Regions from separate parts of the Mus musculus genome. Here region 1 is linked to region 2. The links are chromatin loops, found by intact Hi-C in ENCODE. Cell type or tissue: left cerebral cortex. All regions are shown on one strand. Links, peaks and the distances in the headings refer to the core of each region. The heading gives the core; the rest is flanking DNA.

The links. Hi-C counts contacts between places; a loop is a spot of excess contacts. Peaks named below come from ENCODE experiments on the same cell type or tissue, not always from the same donor. Only the 100,000 strongest peaks of a DNase experiment are listed, where the experiment ranks them.
Region 1: it touches region 2 in a loop (1.8-fold over the local background); 2 of 42 quality-filtered maps call a loop at or near these places.

What each region holds. Positions count from the first base shown.
Region 1 is chr9:58,815,566-58,827,073 of GRCm38, forward strand. It overlaps Hcn4 (hyperpolarization-activated, cyclic nucleotide-gated K+ 4), which reads left to right and starts at 7,384. Exons shown (of 8, transcript NM_001081192.3): 1 at 7,384-8,731. The coding sequence starts at 7,947. It also overlaps a transcript of Rec114 not described here. In left cerebral cortex, for the core only: a CTCF peak has its summit at 6,936; DNase peaks (open chromatin) are centred at 6,913 and 7,373; H3K4me3 peaks cover 2,608 bases; H3K27ac peaks cover 218 bases.
Region 2 is chr9:58,706,428-58,714,427 of GRCm38, forward strand. Rec114 (REC114 meiotic recombination protein) reads right to left here. Exons shown (of 6, transcript NM_028598.1): 2 at 5,589-5,678. Among named protein-coding and RNA genes, the nearest start is that of Rec114, 31 kb to the right of the region's middle. In left cerebral cortex, for the core only: a CTCF peak has its summit at 3,722 (motif pointing right); DNase peaks (open chromatin) are centred at 3,717, 5,636 and 6,212.

The sequences.
Region 1 (11,508 bases), core at 1,976-9,975, 110 kb after region 2:
TGCCACCTGCTGGCTACCGTGACTTCAACACGTGACTTTGGAAGGGCATTTCCGATCCAGAGGATAGCGGCCATGGACCTGCCCACAGACACACAGCCATCCCATCGCACACAGCAGCCCTAGGGAGCCTCCCTCGGCTCTCTGTTGGAGACTCCCATCTCAGCTTCAGTGCACAGCCCGCCCGTGTTTCCACACATGCCTGGGCCTGGCTGGGCCTGTGTGTTGGTGCTGTCACCGCCAACTGCTCTGTCGACCGTGGGAGTATGGGCCTGGGATCCAGGAACTGTTGTCCCAACTCTGATTGTGGTTCCAGATTTAGCCATATTTCTGTCTCAGCTCCTGTCAAAGCCTCACCACAGGCCTTGCCATAGGACTCACCACAGCCCCCTTCCCAGCCCCTGTCAGGACCTGTCACAGACTCCTTCACAGCCCCCTGCCACCGGATTTGTTAGACCCTCCTTCCCGGCTCATCAGGACCTGTCAGTCACTGAACCCGTCAGAGCCACTGTCAGTCCCAGTACTAGCACAGTCTCTGTCATAGGACTATTTTCTGTCAGTCCCCTGTCAGAGTTCCTGCACAGAACCTGCCAGAGCACCTGTCACAGTCTCCTGTCACCCACAAAGCCTCGAGTACAGCCTGGATCACAGCCCCTGTCACAATGTCTGTCACATCCTCCATCATGGTCTCTATCACAACCCATTACACAGTCAGTCTCTGCCAAGCTCTATGTCATAGCCTTTATCGCTGCTGCTGCCATAGTGTCTGCCACAGATTCCATCACAGCGCATCCCCTGTCACATCCCCTGTCATAGCGCCCTTCAGAGATCACATCAGTGCAATGCCAGGGTGTCTCAGCCCTGACTGTTGCATCTGCCACAGTCCTGTCACAGGTCCCGTGTCACCGTGCCACTGTCTTTAGGATGACTTCAGCCTCAGTCCATCAGAGCCCTCATCACAACCCAAGCCACAGTCTCCACTGCCCTCTCCTTGGCTTTGCCTGTTCTCCTGGCCCCACAGCGTGGCCAGCGGGGCACAGCTCTCATTACACAGCGGAACTGTCTCTCTCTGGAAGGCGTCCAGAGGAAGGCTCATGTAATAGCAGGTTACCCTGATGTGCAGGGCTTGTGGGAGGGAGGCTGGGCCATGGAGCCTGTACAGAAGATGTACTTCCCAGGGAGCTGGAGAGTATAGTTCCCAGACCGGCACCGGGGCTGGCTGTGTTTACCCTTTGCTCTCAGGGTTCAGGGGGCAGACTCTGCTTCCTGGAGGATGATCAACCAACCGAATGACTCCATAGCCCTCTCCATCTCCTTGACCACACTTGAGTCTCCAGGGGACAGGGATGCAGTATATTGTTTCCTGGCTTACTCTGCACAGCTAAGCCCAAGGCTGGGTTCCCAGGGCACACAATTCAATGGTTCTTCCAGGATCGGATCTTAAGGTGCTTTCAGGAGCTCCCTCCCCATTGTCTTCTCCAGAACCAACCCATCTTGGTGTCCTTGTGGCTGTCTGCTCCTGGTCTGTTCACCTATCCCCATTTGTGGGTCTCCCTGACCACCCTCTGCTCACAACATGCCCTTTGCCTGGCATCTCCTCACTTGTCTGTCTCCACGTCTCCAAATTGCACCTGATTTCTCCAGAGACAGATTCAGGCCTAAGTCCCTTGCCCCTCCTCCTGAAACTCCTTCCTTTGCTCTCCAGTCCTCATGCCCTTGGGCCCTGCCTGCATCTGTGACTTAGAGAATCTGTCTTATTCTCACCGCAGTCTCTTGTACCTAAAGATGGGATGCTGAGTCTTAGAGAGTCATGAGGTAGGCGCTCAGTACATGGATAATCGGTTCAATGAATGAGTGAAAGAGGTTATGTCAGGTTGGGGGAGAGGGAAGATAGGAGAAGAGGGCTGAAGAGATGGCAAGGGACAGCATAAGTGTGAGCTGTCCTCCCTGGGTCAATGGGAGTCCATGAGCCAAGTCTATTCCCTGCATCATCTTGGGGTCCCTGGAAAAGCCCCACATCCCCAGCTGTCTTCAGTCTCCATCCCCTCAAGTTGATCCAATTGTTCCCTTCCATCAGCTCATTCTATCTCTCCCTCCCTCAAGTCTCTAGACCAGGCTGTTTAAACTGTGTGTGTGTGTGTGTGTGTGTGTGTGTGTGTGTGTGTGTGTGTGTGTGTGTCTGTTTGAACCCACTGCAGCCCTGACAGATGGCAAGATCCAGACTTGGGGCTGAGGAGTCTCTTCCACTTACTTCTTGGCAGCTCCTCTCTGCTGGCACCTCAGGGGCCTTCCCTCTCAGTGCCCCCCTCTCCAGCCTGGCTCCCAGTCCAGGTGGCCCAGACGTCCTGGAGCCCTGGCAGGACACAGAGACATAGTCCAGGCCTGGCTGAGCTGTCAGCATATCATTTTCCACCCCATTCAGGGGCAAGAGGTGGCATGAGACCCCACCCATCCCCTGGCAGAGTCCTTAGGAAACGGCGGGTACACAGGACAGGAGGCAGCTGAGAGAACAAGGGCAGGGGAGCCATGGCTGGCCTGAAGCTGGAAGGGCTTTGAGAACTACTGAGCCCTGGTGTGTACATGTATGAGGGTCTCAGGATTCCCAGGTGGGACCTTGTACCCAGGCAAGGGATGGAGGGTAGGACAGTTCAATAGCTTCTGCCCCTAGCTCCCAAAGAAATCAGGTAGAACTACCAAGAAGGCAGATGGTAAGCTCAACAAGAAGGGGAGCAGGCAAGGGTTTTCTGGCTCACTATTGCCTTAATGGGATTAGTGGGAGGGTGGGCATGTCGGCTCACGGTACTTTTTATAGCCAGAATCTTTTCCATGCCCCAGTAGAATCCCCAGGGAACAATGGGTGCCCAGGATGGGAGAAAAGCTGGTAGATGAGGAGCTAAGGCTCCAAGGCTGGCCTGTGGGTGCTAGGAAGAGGGGATAAGGAGGACTCACGACTCACCTTGTATGGAGACAGCAGATTTTCTCTTAAAACCAACTGAGAACAAAGATAAGCAGCCCTCCAAGATGGGTACCTGCCTGTCATCCTATCCTCGGTGGATCCCACTGAGTGAATGTATTGGCAAGCATCACGGTTACCAAGCTGCTCCATCATCAGCATCTCCTCTGCCCATAGCTTCATCCCTCCCCTCCTTCTTCCCACTGCCCAGAAAATCACGCTCACATCTCACTTGTTACCTCCTCCAAAAATTCCACCTTGACCATACTCGTGAGAGCCATTGTCCTGAGCATCTGAAATTCTCCCTGTGGTCCTCACCCATCCCTCTGGGTTGGCCTCATGCTTCAACCAGCGAGGCTTCTATCAGCCTTCTCAAGCACTGGCTCTGGAAGGCTGGGCACACAATGGGTCACCCAAGGCTTGGACAGAATTGGCCAGCTGACTTACTCTCCTGCACATCAGCCCCCCACCCCCTCCTGCAGCCACTTCATGTGTCCCTCCACCTCCCAGGTGGGACAGAGAAACCTGGTCTCCAAGTCAGGCTTTCAGCAGGAAGCCTCAATGTGCGTGTGTGACCCACTCTTCACTGCCTAGGGTAGCTGAGCAGGAGGTACACTGGGCAGGATCAGATCCTCACAGGAGAAAGAGGTGGAGCTGCGTATGAGTCTGGAGACCCTCACTCCTGTTTTCTGTGGAGGGGCGATCCTGATCGAAGGGTCAAGACAAGCTGCTGCTGATTCCACTTAGCTGCTGCAGGGCTTATGGGGGTGGGGTAAGTGCTCATGCCTGAGGGAAGATTTCCCTTGGGGACCCAGCTAGGGTTTACCAGAGGTAACAGTTCTGTATAACAAAACACCTCTTCATCCCTACAAGAATTTTAAGATGAACATATGAATTCCAAGGGCCAAGCATCTCCCCAGCCATTGGTTGTTGCAGTCTTCCCTCCAGATTCCATCATGAAATGTTAACTGAGCACCATAGGTGGGGGTTGTCTGTTCCACGAATGCGTTTCCTCATTTAGTCTTCAGGACAACTGGTGAGGCGACTATTACAGGGGAGGAAGACGAGGTGCCCAGGCAGCGAGAGTCAGGGGGCGACTGAACCCCACAGCTTTTGCTTCCTAGCTAGCACCCCTTGTTATGGTTTCCAGCCCGGGTCCCCAGGCTTCCAGAATTCTCTGATAAATGTTTCCAAAATGATTCTCCTTTGGGGGAACAAACACAGAAGAGCATGCCAAGTCTTGTTATTTGGCCGAGAACATGAGGAAAACAAACAAAAGGACCAAACACATCTCCCAGCTCCGTGATTTCATAAAGTGGCATTGTAACACCGAAAATGTGGTAAGGATACTATCTCACAACACACAGCCTTCTAAGAAAGGACAGAGACAATGTTACACTTAAAATAGTCTACAATTTGCACACACACACACACACACACACACACACTCCCCCTTCAACATTGTGCCTGCCTCTCCCCACCTGGGAAAGGCAGCTAGTTAACAGGGCAGAGTCTGACCTGTGGAAGGAATTGTTTTTGGAATTCCACCCACCATTTTCTCACTGACGCATTTGGCAAGTTGTTTAACCTCTCTGCGCTTTAGCGCTCTTGTTGCAGACAGAAGGGAGAACACTGCCAAAATTTGGCCACATTTGGCCCAACTAATGACAGTTTCAGGTAGTATAAATAAATAAATAAATAAATAAATAAATAAATAAATAAATCATAAAGTACTGGTCACAGGGGCTACGGAGGCAGTTCAGTAGTGTTCTGCCTGCTTGTATGTCTGTGTGAGGATGTCAGGTCCCCTGTAACTGGAGTTACAGACAGTTGTGAGCTGCCATGTGGGTGCTGAGAATTGAACCTGATTCCTTTGGAAGAATAGCCAGTGCTCTTAACAACTGAGCCATTTCTCCAGCCTCAGGACTTGAGTCTTAATATCCGGTAGCCACATAAAAATCCAGTGTGGCTGTGCATTACAGCACAGAAGGGTGGGGGACACAGGAGGATCCTTGGGACTTGCAGGCTGCCCCCCACCCCCACCCCAGCTATAGGTTCAGTGAGAGACTCTGTCTCAAAAAACCCAATAGGGCTGAGAGTGCTAGAGCAGGACACAGACATCTTCTTCTTGATTGGTATGTGTTTCTCATTAAATCTGATCCCCCTCCTCCAGGAAGCCTTCCCTGACTAGGTCAGGCTTAGCGAGCTTCCAGATCTCTCTTGGGGAAGATGTGATCTAGCTTCTAGTATATAGTTCATGAGTTTCTGGTTTTGTCTCTATTCCAGAGCACGAGTCTAACCTCCTAACATGGAGCCCACAAAGGTTCCCTCCTCTTCATCTGCCCCTCAGATTTTGCTGGCACAACAGTAGATAGGTATCCTCTATTAATATCCTTATATGGAGGATACAGAAAAAGCCTCAGCCTCAATAGGGGGTTATTATGGGTCTGACTTATCCAAGTGTCAAATCTATACCCAGAGTTGGCTCTATATGGATTGTGCTAATTTAGTTGAAGGTGAGTGAGGTGTTAGAGGAAGAGTCAACAGGAGGCCCCTGGCCAGCATGGGACAGTGGTTCCTAGGAAACAGAATCTTAGTCATATCCTCATCTTTACCCCGGGGTTCCCTTTATCACCAGTAGTTAACTTTCAGGGTCCCTTGCTTCTGGTAGAATTGTTCTGCTCTTTGTACACCCTTGTGGTGGTGCCCAAGCTTTTGAGATTAAGTTAGTCTTGTTCCCCCCCCCCCCCACACACACAAGGAACTTAATCCAGAGGCACAAGGGCTGCCTGGTGTCATTGATGTTCAGATTAATGGGGACTCACTCAATAAGAACCAGAAGTGGAGACATGACCAATATTTGGGTTAGTCAGGAAAAGATGCCTTGTGTGTAGTGCCTTCCTGCAGCTGGGTCACTGCAGGGTGGTTTCTGGTGATCAGAGAAATTGTAGCAAGGGAGGTCTTCATCCACCACCAGGCAGACAGGGCTCTCAGGCAGTTAAGAGCACTCCTCAAGGAGACCCAAGGACACTGAGAGATCGTGCCTCCCAGCATCTGTGCAGGGAACTGTCAGCTCAGAACTGCTCAAAAGTAGAAATGCCAGCTCCGGGTGATGTCATCACCCTAGACATCCCCACCCCCCATGCGAAGTTCTGTGGTCCAGTGGATAGAGCAGAAAAGGCCCACCACCCAAACCCTGCTGCCTTCCAAATCCCTACTCGGGATGTGTGTGTGGACACAAGCGGGCTAAGATTTCAAATGTAAACTTCATGCTATTCCTCAGAGTAGAGGACCCCTTTGCCTTCCTGCCCACGGGTCTGTTTCTCTACTGACACAGACTCCAACCTTCTCTGGCCAGTTCTCCCTCTGAACCGCCCCTTCACCTTTTTGTGAGCTAATGTTGGGTGTTGGGCTGTACTAAAGTGTGGATACCTAAGCTATACCTTAGGCTTGGGATTTGCCCTTAAATCGAGAATGTAATACAGGGAGCGAGAAGACGCCCAGGTGCATTAAGAGAGGGATCAAATGGGGGCTGGGGCGGTTAAAGAGTGTGTCTGGGTGGAGATGGAAGCCTCTAACGCTGGTGCACACAGATGTCTCGACTGAATGGAAGCACAAGGCGAGGGAGTCAAAGCCTTCCCCAGAGTGTCAGGTCGCCAGAGGAGCCTGCCCATAGCCTTCTGGAAGCAGCCCGTTGGTCTTGGGAACCCCACATCGAATTGCTCCGGGAAAGGCGCTGGGGAGTGGGTGGTGGGAAGTCCGGCGCTGGGATCCCGCATCTGTGACTGCTACTGTCGGCGCATTTCTTCGAAGTCTTACCTCGCAGAAGTGGGTCCACCCGCGCGCCCAGTGAGCGCCTGGAGAGTTTCCCGCAAGCCCTCCTCGCCGCGCCGGGGAAGACCCACGCGGGATTCGCCCCCCGCCCCTGGCTCAGGAAAACCCTGGGAGCCGCCCGGACTCGAAGCGTTTTCCGGAAACCCCCTCTCCAGGCGAGTTGCGGGAAAGCAGCCGCTCCGCAGCCTTACGACCGGCACGCCTCCCCGGAGGAGGGTCGGAGACCCTAGCGTGGAGACAGCGGGCTAGGCAAGGAAAGCCCGAAGCTCGCGGGAGAGACTGGGAAACCCCGCCCCCAAATCTTGAGCCCCAGCGGGAGCTCTCAGTCCGTGGCCAGCAGGAATCATTACGCGCACAGGAGTAAGGACACCTCCTACCTCAGTCCCTAAGGTCTGGCGAGGTTCCGCCCTGCGCCCCTCGCGGGGCCCGGCCCCCTCCGCCCCCCTCTATGTCTGGGCTGGGACGCCGCTGCCCCTTTAAGAAGCCCAGGTAGGCAGGCCGGGCTGCAGAAGCCGCTCCTATGGCAACCCGCGAGCTGCGGCGGCTTCATGAATATTCCGGGGCGCGGGAGCCCGAGCGCTGCCGGAGGGCGCTCCGGGAGAGGCGGAGGCTGATGTAAGCCCGGCGGGCCGCTGGGCTCCGCTCCGCTGCGGCGGGAGTCCCCAGGACTCGGCCGGCTGGGCTCAGCTAGAGGAGGCAAAGCGAGAACCCGGGTGACCAGCTGCAAAGCCCGGGCGGTCACACGCGCTGACAGCCCCAGACACCCGCCGGACGCACTCCCGGGAACCGCGCGGGCAGTGCGCTCTGCGCTCGGGAGCGGTTCCCGGAGCGCGGTGGCCGCAGCGCCGCCGCTGCCCGCGCCCATTGTTCCCCGCGGGGGCGGGGCGCCTGGAGCCGGGCCGCGCGCCGCGCCCCTGATCGCAGGAGGGAGGGAAAAGAGGGAGGGAGCGTGGGGTCCCCGCGCCCAAGCCGGGCCCGGGAGGAGGTGCAGCGCGGCGAACCCGGGGACCTGCAGCCGGACTAGGAGCCTCCCCTCGGCGCGCAGCCCGCGCGATCATGGGCTCGTGAGGCAGCGAAGGACGCGTCCTCACTGGCAGGCGCACCTGGAGCGGGTCCCCCGTGCCGCACCCGCACCGCTGCCCCCGGCCCAATCCCTGGCACCATGGACAAGCTGCCGCCGTCCATGCGCAAGCGGCTCTACAGCCTTCCGCAGCAGGTGGGGGCCAAGGCGTGGATCATGGACGAGGAAGAGGATGGTGAGGAAGAAGGGGCCGGGGGCCGCCAGGACCCCAGCCGAAGGAGCATCCGGCTGCGGCCGCTGCCCTCGCCCTCTCCCTCGGTGGCTGCGGGCTGCTCGGAGTCCCGGGGTGCGGCCCTCGGGGCGACAGAGAGCGAGGGGCCGGGCCGCAGCGCCGGCAAGTCCAGCACCAACGGTGACTGCAGGCGCTTCCGCGGGAGTCTGGCCTCGCTGGGCAGCCGGGGCGGCGGCAGTGGTGGAGCAGGGGGCGGCAGCAGTCTCGGGCACCTGCATGACTCCGCGGAGGAACGGCGGCTCATCGCCGCTGAGGGCGATGCGTCCCCCGGCGAGGACAGGACGCCCCCGGGCCTGGCGACCGAACCCGAGCGCCCGGCCACCGCGGCACAACCCGCAGCCTCGCCGCCGCCCCAGCAGCCGCCGCAGCCGGCCTCTGCCTCCTGCGAGCAGCCCTCGGCGGACACCGCTATCAAAGTGGAGGGAGGCGCGGCCGCCAGCGACCAGATCCTCCCCGAGGCCGAGGTGCGCCTGGGCCAGAGCGGCTTCATGCAGCGCCAGTTCGGTGCCATGCTGCAACCTGGGGTCAACAAATTCTCCCTAAGGATGTTCGGCAGCCAGAAAGCGGTGGAGCGCGAGCAGGAGAGGGTTAAGTCAGCAGGGTTTTGGATTATCCACCCCTACAGTGACTTCAGGTAAGAGGCCAGGTTGGGGATGCCAGTGGATGCCTTGTGTAGTTGCAGGCTCTCTTCCCAGTCCAGCCTCCCAGCCCGAGTTAACTTTACTTCCTTGCGCTGGGAGCTCCAAGAGAAGTGGGATGCCTGGAGCGTCCCAGAAACCCCCGGACCTCCTGCAGTACACTGGGAACTTCCTCAGTCTTCAGGCTCCTGTTTTCTCTCCTCCAGGGTCTGGGCCACTTTGGAGGCAAGCTCAAAGGTGTTCTGAGTTTGGCCTAGCCATGCTTGCAGCCAGGGTAGAGCACTGCTTGTCCAAGCCACGCACCTCCCCCTTAGAGGCTGCAGAGTCAAGGTGGCCGTCCTAGAGACAGCTCTAGGTCCTTCAGCTTGCAGAGAAGGGCCATGGAGGGAGATAGCCATCTTAGCAGCTGGGTCAGCTCCTTGGGTGCTGACTGCAGGTATTAATATCTTTGCTGGGCCTGTGAAGCTGCCGCCAGATTCCTCAGTCGAGGTTGCTGGGGCCTCAGGCCTAGGATGAAAGTCCTCTGCACATCTTTACTCAGCCCCTCATGTTGAGTGGTGTACCAGGAGCAGGTACCCTACACCGTTAACTTCCACACTGCCAGGGCAGAGTGACCTTGCTCACAGTGAAGATGTCTGCTGTCCTGACTGACGTGCGGCTATCTATTGATCCCCAACTGGTCCAGTGTCCCATCTCCATCCCAATGGCCTAAACTCTAGCGACTACAAGATCTCTCATGGGTTCCTAGACCAGTTAGGGAGAGAGATCCTGTCCCCTCTTGGACCTCCCGAGTCTAATGCCAGTGATCAGGAGATACCACTGAGCTGTGTCCACGAGGGGTTATGCCTTTGTCTCAGTCAAGGTTCTGAGTCCCCACTCTCTCCTGTCTCTTGAGGCCTTCCTAGCACACCAGATTAGGATGAAGATCTCTCTGGTTTTTTTTTGTCCTTTCCCCGTGTCCTGCCCTGTTTATCTCTCTTGCCTGCCTACCTGCTGGCCTGCCTGTATAAAGGAACATTTTTGCCTTCCAGAGCCTCTTTACAAACTCCAGGGAAGCTGGATTTGTAATGAGAGCAAAGCTATTTTCCGTCCAATGAGAGAGATTTCTTTGGCTGGGAATGACCAGTCAGACAACACTTTGGTGGCTTAAAATAGGTGGTGAATAAGGAGAGGCACCCTCTTTTGGTTCCTTTCCCCCACTTCTCTTGGGAGATTGTTCTTTCTAACTCTTAATTTCCATGCTTCCTATTCTCAGAGGGCAAGGAGGCAGCAGGCTTGCTAAACAGAGCTGCAGTCTTCAAACGATGTGAGCAAAGGTAGACCCTTGGTAGGATCCTTCGTGAACTCCCATAATTGGAACTGGGAGCTGATGCTCCCGTTTGGAACCAGGGAGAAGTGGACAGAAGCTATGTCTCCTTTGCCCCTGCTGTCCCTGAGTGTCCCAGGCTTCTCTTTCCTCAGAAGTGGTGACAGACAGGTCCAGTATTGATCACTTGAGATTGCTAATGTGCTCCAATTAAGTGCTCAACTTCTGTCCATATTTGTGGTGGGGAAACTTCCATTCACATGTATCTTCAAGCCCCAGTATCAACCTCAGGCATATCTTACCTCCAATGACAGGAATTGATACAGAACTTCTGACTGCAAAGCCTTGCCCTCCCCACACATCTTCCCTCAGATGGTGAAGATCTGGGACTGAAGCCATCCTCCCCCCTGCCCAGCCTCCCCCACACCTGGCGCTTCCTAGTCTTACCTGTGCCATTCATAACATACTAGCTTGCAGCCCCCTTGCTGTAGAGCCCCCACTGAGCCAGGCTTTGGAGACATGAAGTCTGGGACACTGGAGAGGCTGGGCTCCAAACGACTGATAATAGACAACAGAACAGGGGTCCAAATGGGTTTTAATATGGGTTTTCGTAACAAGCAACAGAGACTGTAGCTGGAACTGCTCATCTTCTATGCTCAGCCTTGTCCGGTGCTGTAGGATGGAAAATAGTCCAAGACAGAGTGTGTGAGTCTCTGGAGGCCAGTGGTCGTGCCCCCTCTGCCTCTTAGGCCAAAACAGCTAGTCTTGGCTTTAGAAGTCAGAGATGAATCCTTTAAGTTTAGAAAACCCATCATCACTCCTTCCAAACCACCACGCCCCCTGGAGAACCCAAGCCTTGAACCACAAAGTTTTGGGTGCTGGCCTTGGGTTTTTATCTGGAGACAGACATCATCGCCCACCAGAGCTTCTGCAAGCACTTCCCAGACCCACAGAGGATTTATTCATCATTTTGATTGGCAGGAAGCATTGATCCTACAGAACTGGTTTAATAAAGAATCACCAGCAAACCATGATAGATTGAGTTTGTGGTTTGGAGTTCAGGGCTGGCTGTGATGGGCTGCTTCTGACATCTCCTGTCTGGGGAGAGGAGGGCCCGGGGAACCTTTCCCTGGGAAGTCACGGGCTTGCTTTGAGACTCACCATAACTTGGGCAGTGACTGAGAGAGACTAGGCCATCTCTTCTCTGTGTCTGTATCAATCCCATCACACTATCTATTCACGTGGCTTCTGCAGTCTCCAAGGCTTCCGACTTCCCTTCTTCTCCAGCACCCCATTGGCCGTTTGAAGTTCATACTTACAGTTTGTTAATGGAAGAGACCAGCATGTGGCAACCCTCAGGACATTTCCCCCAGGCTATCAACCAAGGTTCCTGAATAGGTCCTTCCTCCCAATGGAGGTCTATCCTAGAAGTCTGGGTTTGATGTTGGAACCTAAGAACACACAGGA
Region 2 (8,000 bases), core at 1-8,000:
AGACTATGTATTTAACCTGGAATGTTTACAGCAACTAGGAAAGTATAAGAGGGCCATGGTTGGTGAGGCGGGAAGCGCGAAAGGGGAAGATGACACATGCAAAAACAGAGGGGAACTCTGGAGGCAGTGAGGTACAAAGGGAGGAGGGCCCTATGGGGAAGGGTGAGGGAGAGGGCCAGGGCCATTAAAACTAGAGATGTAGGGAGAAGTCATGGGGACTCCTGCTACTTTCTAAGATAATTTTAAAGGTACAGTTTGTTTTTAAGTTTGAACAGAAGTCCTGTGCATGGGTGGGCAATGCCCATCCCAGAAGGCATGGGTGATCAGTGTAACCCTTCCTCTCTGCTGACTAGCTCTCAAGTGCCAAGCAGGCAGCTGAGGGAGAAGAGCCATCAGTGATCTTACCCAGTGGTGACCCTTGAGTGCCAGGCAAGCTCTCGCGGGTGCACACTGGTATAATAGTGGCATGATTCTGGTGGGAATAGCCAACCACTTTCTACTTGGCTTTTAGACCTGCTCCTTAGAAAGGGGTTCATTTCATAAGCTATTGGGAGGGGATTCATTACAGTTGTTTTGACAAATGGATGTAGTATTAACGGCCTTCTATTAGTCAGGGTTCTCTAGGGGAACAGAAGTAATAGAATGAAAATAGATGGGGGGGTAGGGAGGAGGTTATCACCTTTACTTCCAGCACTTGGGAGGCAGAGGCAGGCAGAGTTTGAGGCCAGCCAAGACTACCGAGTGAGTTTCAGGACAGCTTCACTGAGAAAAACCTTGTCTCAAAAAAATTATATGTATGTATTATGTATGTATGCATACATATATATGCACACTCACATATAGGTATACACATATACATATATATGTACATATTTAAGTAAATCTCCTTTATATACATACATATACATGTGTATATCCAACCAGCTACCAGCTCTTGTTGGTCCAAGAATCCAACAGTTGTTCAGTCCTCAAGGCTAGATGTCTCAGCTGATCTTCAGTAGATGCTGGAATCCTGAAGAAGTAGACTTTAACGCCTGTGAAGGAATGGACTTGCTTCTGAGAGTGAAGAGGCAAAGAGAGCAAGCTTCCTTTGTCCATTCCAGCCCAGATTAAAAGACGATCTTCCCGTTTCAAATGACATAATGTTAAAAAAAAAAATCCCTCACAGGTGTGCCCAGCCATTTGGGTTTTCAGCAAATTAATTCCAGGTGTAGTCAAGTTGACAATCAAGAATAGCCATCTGTGTTTAGAAAGGTGCTGCTCTCGGCCTTGACTGGAAATTTCCCCCGGCAAATGGCAATCTGTGCAGACTTATGGCTGCTCAAGGTGCTCAGCCCTAAACAGACACGTGTACCACCACTTCCAAAGCTCAGCGACGGTCACAGAAGAGGGGAATGTCAGAGTCGGATGACAGGGAGGACAGAGCATTGCAATCACGAGCTCACAACAGCTGTGGCCACCTGCACTGGGCCTGTCAACATCCAGTCACGGCTGGGAAGGAGCTCCTCAGGCTCCATTCCTCCTGAGAACCTACTGGCTGCTGACAGACGCTGAGTGAAGAAGGGCCAGCTACTGTCTTCAGTGGTGTGGCCACCGGCGAGCCTCGCATGCTCCAGAGGACAGCTCCACATTCATGCTCATACAAGGGCCATATCCAGACTCAGGAGGTCACCAACCAAAGTAAAGAAATGTCAAAGTGGGAGGGGCTTGTAGGTAGGGAAGATGATGGAAGCATGACGTAGGTAAGGGAGGGTCAGGAGGTAGCGTAGTGACTAACGTCTTTGAATACACTTTATAAAAAGGATAAATAGTATATATCTCACTTATATGTAGAATCCTTAAAAATGTATGTGTATGTGTGGTTTGTTTGCATATATGTCTTGTGTACTGCATACGCACCTAGTGCCAGTGGAGACCAGAAGACAGTATTAAACCCCCTGGAACTCGAGTTACAGATGGTTGTGAGCCACTGTGTGGGTGCTGGGAATCACATTCAGGTCCTCTGGAAGAGCATTTCTCTGGCCTTAAACGCAGAATCGTAAAAGGCTGAATTTAAGCCAGCATAGTGGCTCTTGTCTGTAATTGCAGCACTTGAGAGACTGTGGAAATCATCATTACTAGTTGATGTCCAGCCTGGGCTAAAAAATTAAAATAAACAAGAAAAAAAAAAAAGAATTCCCAGAAGCAGAGAGTAGGTAAGTGGCTAGCAGAGGTAAGGAAAGGACAGCAGAGACACAATGGGAGACGGTGATCTACGGGTGCAGACTTCACCTACCCCGAATGAGTCAGGTTCTAGACATGCAGTATAGAGCGCGTGATTGGTGGGACACGTGACATATGCTGGGAGAGCAGATCTTCTTTTTGTTGTGTATGTATAAGTGCACATCTCACGTGTAGGCTACCTTTATCTCTCAGCCTTAATCTCTCACTAAAACTGAACCTCACCATTTCAGCTGGGCTAACCAGTGCGCTTCCAGGCTCTGTCCACTTCCACCTGCCAGTGCTGGGGTTGTGTGCACACAGGCCACGCCTGTTTTTACATGTGTGCTGGGGAACTGACTCAGGTCCTCTTGCTCTTCACACCAAGTGCTTTTGTCCATGAAGCCATCTGCCTAGGCCCAGAGAACAGGTTTTGATTATTGAGACAGATGAGCTGGGCCTCTCTCCCTGGGGCACTGAACAGGTACTAGTCATTGTACCTAGTACAAGATACACTGCTCAACACTGTGAAAATCAACACGCATGTTAGCATGCTATTAGAAACACTCCTCACGTTTCTTTTCCTGTGAATAAGCACAGACATTGCATGCTAGAGGATCTGATTTCCAATGGACAGAGCTACTGGGCTCTCTCTTGCTGCTCTAGCTCCTTGAAGAAAAGGCCTGTCACTGGAGCAGACAGGTTAAACCACCCTTAGTCCAGAGCCGTTACTCTGAACCTTTCATGATTGCCTCGAGGAAGCTATACCACAACCCCGGCTGCTTCTCCAGCTCCTGAGGGTGCGGTCCAGGCATGACGGTTTCAAGAACCTTGCTCGGGACTTTCCATGGAGTCATTTCCACCCAATCCAGAGGCGGGGCACCTCTCCCAGTGGCTTAGCAGAGGGACTGCTCTAAATACTGCAAAGCAAGCTGGTTAGCCAACGCATTATTGCAATGCAAAGCCCAAGAGTCTTCATTGTTTGTTTCTTTGGTTTTTTTGTTGTTGCTTGTTTGTTTGTTTGTTTGTTTGTTTGAGACAGGGCTATCCTGGAACTCACTCTGTGTAAACCAGGCTGGCCTTGAACTGACAGAGATCCACCTGCCTCTTCCTCCTGAGTGCTGGGATCAAAGGCGCGCATCAACACCACTCTGCTAAGAGTTTTCTCTTAAGTGGTCTTTCTTGCCTACTTTTTCTGAAACAGGCTGAACTAGTAACACAAAAAGAATTAACAGCTGTGATTGGAGCAGAGATAGTTTGTGACAACAGAGTGGCCAGCAGCCATGCTACACAAGAAGTGGAAAAGCCAGTCACATGGAGAGCCACTCTAGGGTTAGGCCTCAAGGCCACTGGCTAGCAGTGGAAGAGGAAGCAGCAGGCAATCCCAATACCTAGATCTAGAAGCCACTGCCCAAAGCTGAGAAATCCTGGCTCCCTGGGTCTACACAGAGCTCTACCACTTGCCCAGGACCAAGAGTACCAGTACCAGAGACTGACACAAGAACTCTAACACTAGGGGGCGCCACCTACCGCTGCTGCTCCTACCTGTCAACCATGGCTGCTTGTTGTCATCAAGCAACAAAAGTGATACAAAAGCTTGCCAGAGGCCAATAATGGAAGAGCTTTTTATTTACACAAGATTTGTATTCCCATAAAATAAAGTAATAACTTTCTACACACACACATACACATAGAATCTCTAGCTATAAGTCACTGCTGTGAGAAATTAAAGCAGATATATATAAGTGGAGAGTTAAAATGTGCCCGTGAGTTGGAAGACTCAATAGTAACAAGTAAATTCTTCCCAAATTGATTTACAGAGTCAAAGCAGCTCCAAAAATGCAAATAACAAAATAGTCAAAATAACGTTGAAAAAAATTGAGGAATTATAAATATGATTGATGTATGTATTACTGTAATCTGCATCAAATAATTGCAGGGTAGAGTTCCTCTTACATTTCTTAGCAGGGTTTGTTTTGAATTTGGTAAGCTTAGTTTTGTAAAGTCAATGAAAAAACCATCACTCCTCACATGATACAAAGAAACCTTGACTAGTTTTTTAACAACATTGTACAATGACCGATGAAAGAAAACAAGCATGGGGTTTGGGGGACTGTTGGATCCTGCCACTCTACAAGACCCATGACTGACAGGGAGAACCGGCCAGACAGCTCTCAGAAGCACGGCTACCATCTAGAGAACTCTTTATAGCAGCTACACGAGAGCCCTTAGGGTAGCAGGTAGAGAGAAAACAAGGCCACTCACACTGCGACTTTTAAAAGCACCAAGACTGCAAAGCTGGCTTTGCAGGTCTCACAGTATGAGGTCATGACACCGTATTTCACTTAGTGGAAAATGAGCCGTTCTAGTGCACATATATGAGATCCTGCCATTGTATTTTAACAGAGCTTGGAAGGGAATATGTAAAGTTAAGGTCTTGACATATACCCAGCCTGCTTGCTTATGTTGCCTCCTGTCACTAGGGTGGTACTCCACAAGGACGGGATTTTGCCTATGCTGTGTACTCTGATATCCTCGGGCTCTTCCTCCAAAAAACTAACTAAAAAGTAAACTAACTGCTCAGTAAATGAATAAATTATGATGCCATGCAGCTATTTAGTAAATATCTGTAATATGATTTTCTGGCATCTATATAGACACAAGCCCAGGAAATGATGCACTCAGCTCACAGAACCGTCTCTCTCTAGGACAATGTCTTTGATCAGATTACAAGCTAACTGTCTTCTCTTTATTCATATTGTTTCTACCAAACAGATCCCGAACTTCCCAGCAAAGTGGTCCGTGACTGGATGATTCTCCTCCCTCTCCCTCTCCCTCTCCCCCTCTTTGCTCTCACTGGATAATGTAGACTAGCACTAGCCTCTAGTCAGTAATTCTGCTTCTGCTTTGTGAACACAGGAATGCACATGGCACTGCACCCAGCCTGCCTATTTTATTCTAAATACTCTGTGTGCTTCTTAAACTGTCTAACACTGAGAACAAGAAGGACAAGTGCTTGTTTACAGAGTCAGCAGTCTATGAAGGCCCTGTCAGTGAGCTGCAGCATGCTCTCTTTTCTTTTTGTTGTTGTTGTTCTTGGTTTTTTGCTTTCTCTACCTGGCTAGCCTATCTTCAATCAATCTTTCTAACTAAGAACTCTCTATCATTCTGGCTAGTTACAATCCTTTGATCTACTTTGATCACTAGATCCAAGACTCCTTTAAGGCAGAAAATAATCAGTATGTTTCTGGATTTCCCACTGCTAAAGCATGCTGGAAAATCCTTAGTTAGATGAACACAATGACTTTCATTAAGACTGAAGAAGCTTGAGGGCCCAAGACAATGACAGAGCTACAAACGGAGACTGGGCTGTCAGACAGACAACTCACCAGCAGTGTCTGCCCTTGGGAAATGAAGAAGTGACCTGATACAACGATCGTGAGGACAAGACTCCCGGATTCTTCACTGGATTCAAAAACCTTCAAGAGAGAAAAAATGTTGACAGTGTTTCCATGATACACATAAAAACGTTTCTGAAAGCAGATTTCTTTCTCAGACTGAGCTTCCTAGCGGAACCTTTTTTCCCATTTACTCTGTAACTGGTTCCCTTGCATTGTCAAACTCCCATACATATACATATACATATACATATACATATACATATACACATACACATACACATACACATACACATACACATACACATACACATACACATACACATACACATACACATACATATACACATACACACACACATAACTCTAGCTAGGAATATTTCTATAAGGTCCCACAATCTCTACCTTACAGTTTCTTATGCAGGTTTTAGAATTTTAGTTATAGAATAAACTCACAACTTTTTGAATTTTAATTAATTTTAAATCCCAACTTGAAAAGCCAACATTTCTGATGTCAGGAGGGATGCTGTAAACCCTGCCCCAGTTCCTTCATTCACTACTTTCTGCTCTTCCCACACTGGTCCCCTAGTTATTTACAGAACATGCCTCCCACCCGCTTACACGAACAATCTTGTGTGCCTTATGTCCACTTAGAAATAGAGCACAGCTTTCAAAACCACAGTCCAGATAATACGTTTGGATGGTAAAACTTTAACATAACAATGTCACTTCACATGTTTTTATGTATATTGGTGTATGCATGTCTGTACAACACTGTGTGTCTGGTGTCCATGGAGACCAGAGGGATCAGACACCCTGAACCAGAGTTAGGGATAACTGTAAGCTGCCAGGTGGGTACTGGAACTCAAGTCCAGGGCCCTGGGGAAAGCAACCTGGGTCCCCAGGGAAAACCACTGAGGTAACTCTGTAGTCCAAAAGTATCTAAAAGAGAAATGTACAATTTATGGTCTCCCTAAAATAATCTTCATCCTGACTTCCATCAACATGTTTGTGTCTGTTTGTTTGTGAGACTGGGTTTCACGATGTATCCCTGGCTACCCTGGCTCTATAGACCAAGCTGGCCTTGAACTGACAGCTGCCTGCCTCTGCTGAGTGCTGGAATTAAAGACATGTATTATTACCACACTTAGCTTCCAATAACACAGTAATAAATACATTATGTATATGTGTCTATGGGTATAGCACATCTGTTTGGGTACCCACAGAGGTTAGGAAGCAGCATCTAATTCCCTGGAGTTATGGGCAGTTATGTGTCACTTGATGTGGATGCTGGGATATGGACTTGGGTTCCCTGGAAGAGTAATATATCCTCATAACCACTAAGCCATCTCTTGAGCCCTGATATACAGAATTTTTACATTTAGCTTCGGCATGTTGCTGCATGTGCACACAGGGAAGAGGGGATAAGTAGACACACACACATACACACACACACATTTTTAGTACTGTAGAGTATCACTCAACAACTATGCCATTTTTTTTCATTTCTGTTAGGAACTTCCCCCGCAAATATAGTTTTTGTGCAAAGTACAACCATTAAGTGGAAACTTAAGGGTTCTTTGCAAAGTTGGTTGGATGGTGTTTTGCTGGGTGAAACACGTGAAGGAATGTTTAGTAGAAGCAGACACAGGTGAAAGGATGTTCTGCTAAAGCAAGCATGTGAAAGGACATGTGATGGATTCTTTGCTAACAACAGGCATGCATTGGTCTGTCGTACATTGTGTAGTTGAGTTGTATTTGTCGGGACTCCATAGAGAAATGCACCAAAAAATGGTGGTGCCCTACGCTTTTCTTTTTCTTTTTTTTTTTTAAAGATTTATTTGTTTGTTTGTTTGTTTGTTTATTATATGTAAGTACACTGTAGCTGTCTTCAGACACTCCAGAAGAGGGCATCAGATCTCATTACGGATGGTTGTGAGCCACCATGTGGTTGCTGGGATTTGAACTCTGAACCTTCGGAAGAAGAGTTGGGTGCTCTTACCCACTGAGCCATCTCACCAGCCCGCCCTACACTTTTCTTGTTGCTTCCACGGATTAGCTGATTGGTAGAGTGATGTCAGTTGAGACAGACACACCATGTGTTGAGGCAAGACACATGCTGAGACAAGACCCGTGGAGGACACATGATGTTTGGAGGAATATAAATAGGACTTGACAGACAGTGACAGAGGCCTAGCTAGGCTTGCTTATAGAGCTTGCTGTGCAAAGCTTGTGGGTCTCCCATCTTCTCTGATCTTTGCTTCTCTGAGAGAGGCACAGCCAAGAACTTCTCCTGGTGCTCCTCCTGGTCCCTCCTGCTGACTTGGGCTGAGGCTGAGGCCCGGATGTCTCTCCTAGGTTGTGCCACCACTGCTGATTCATTGTTGCTGTCCCAACTCTACC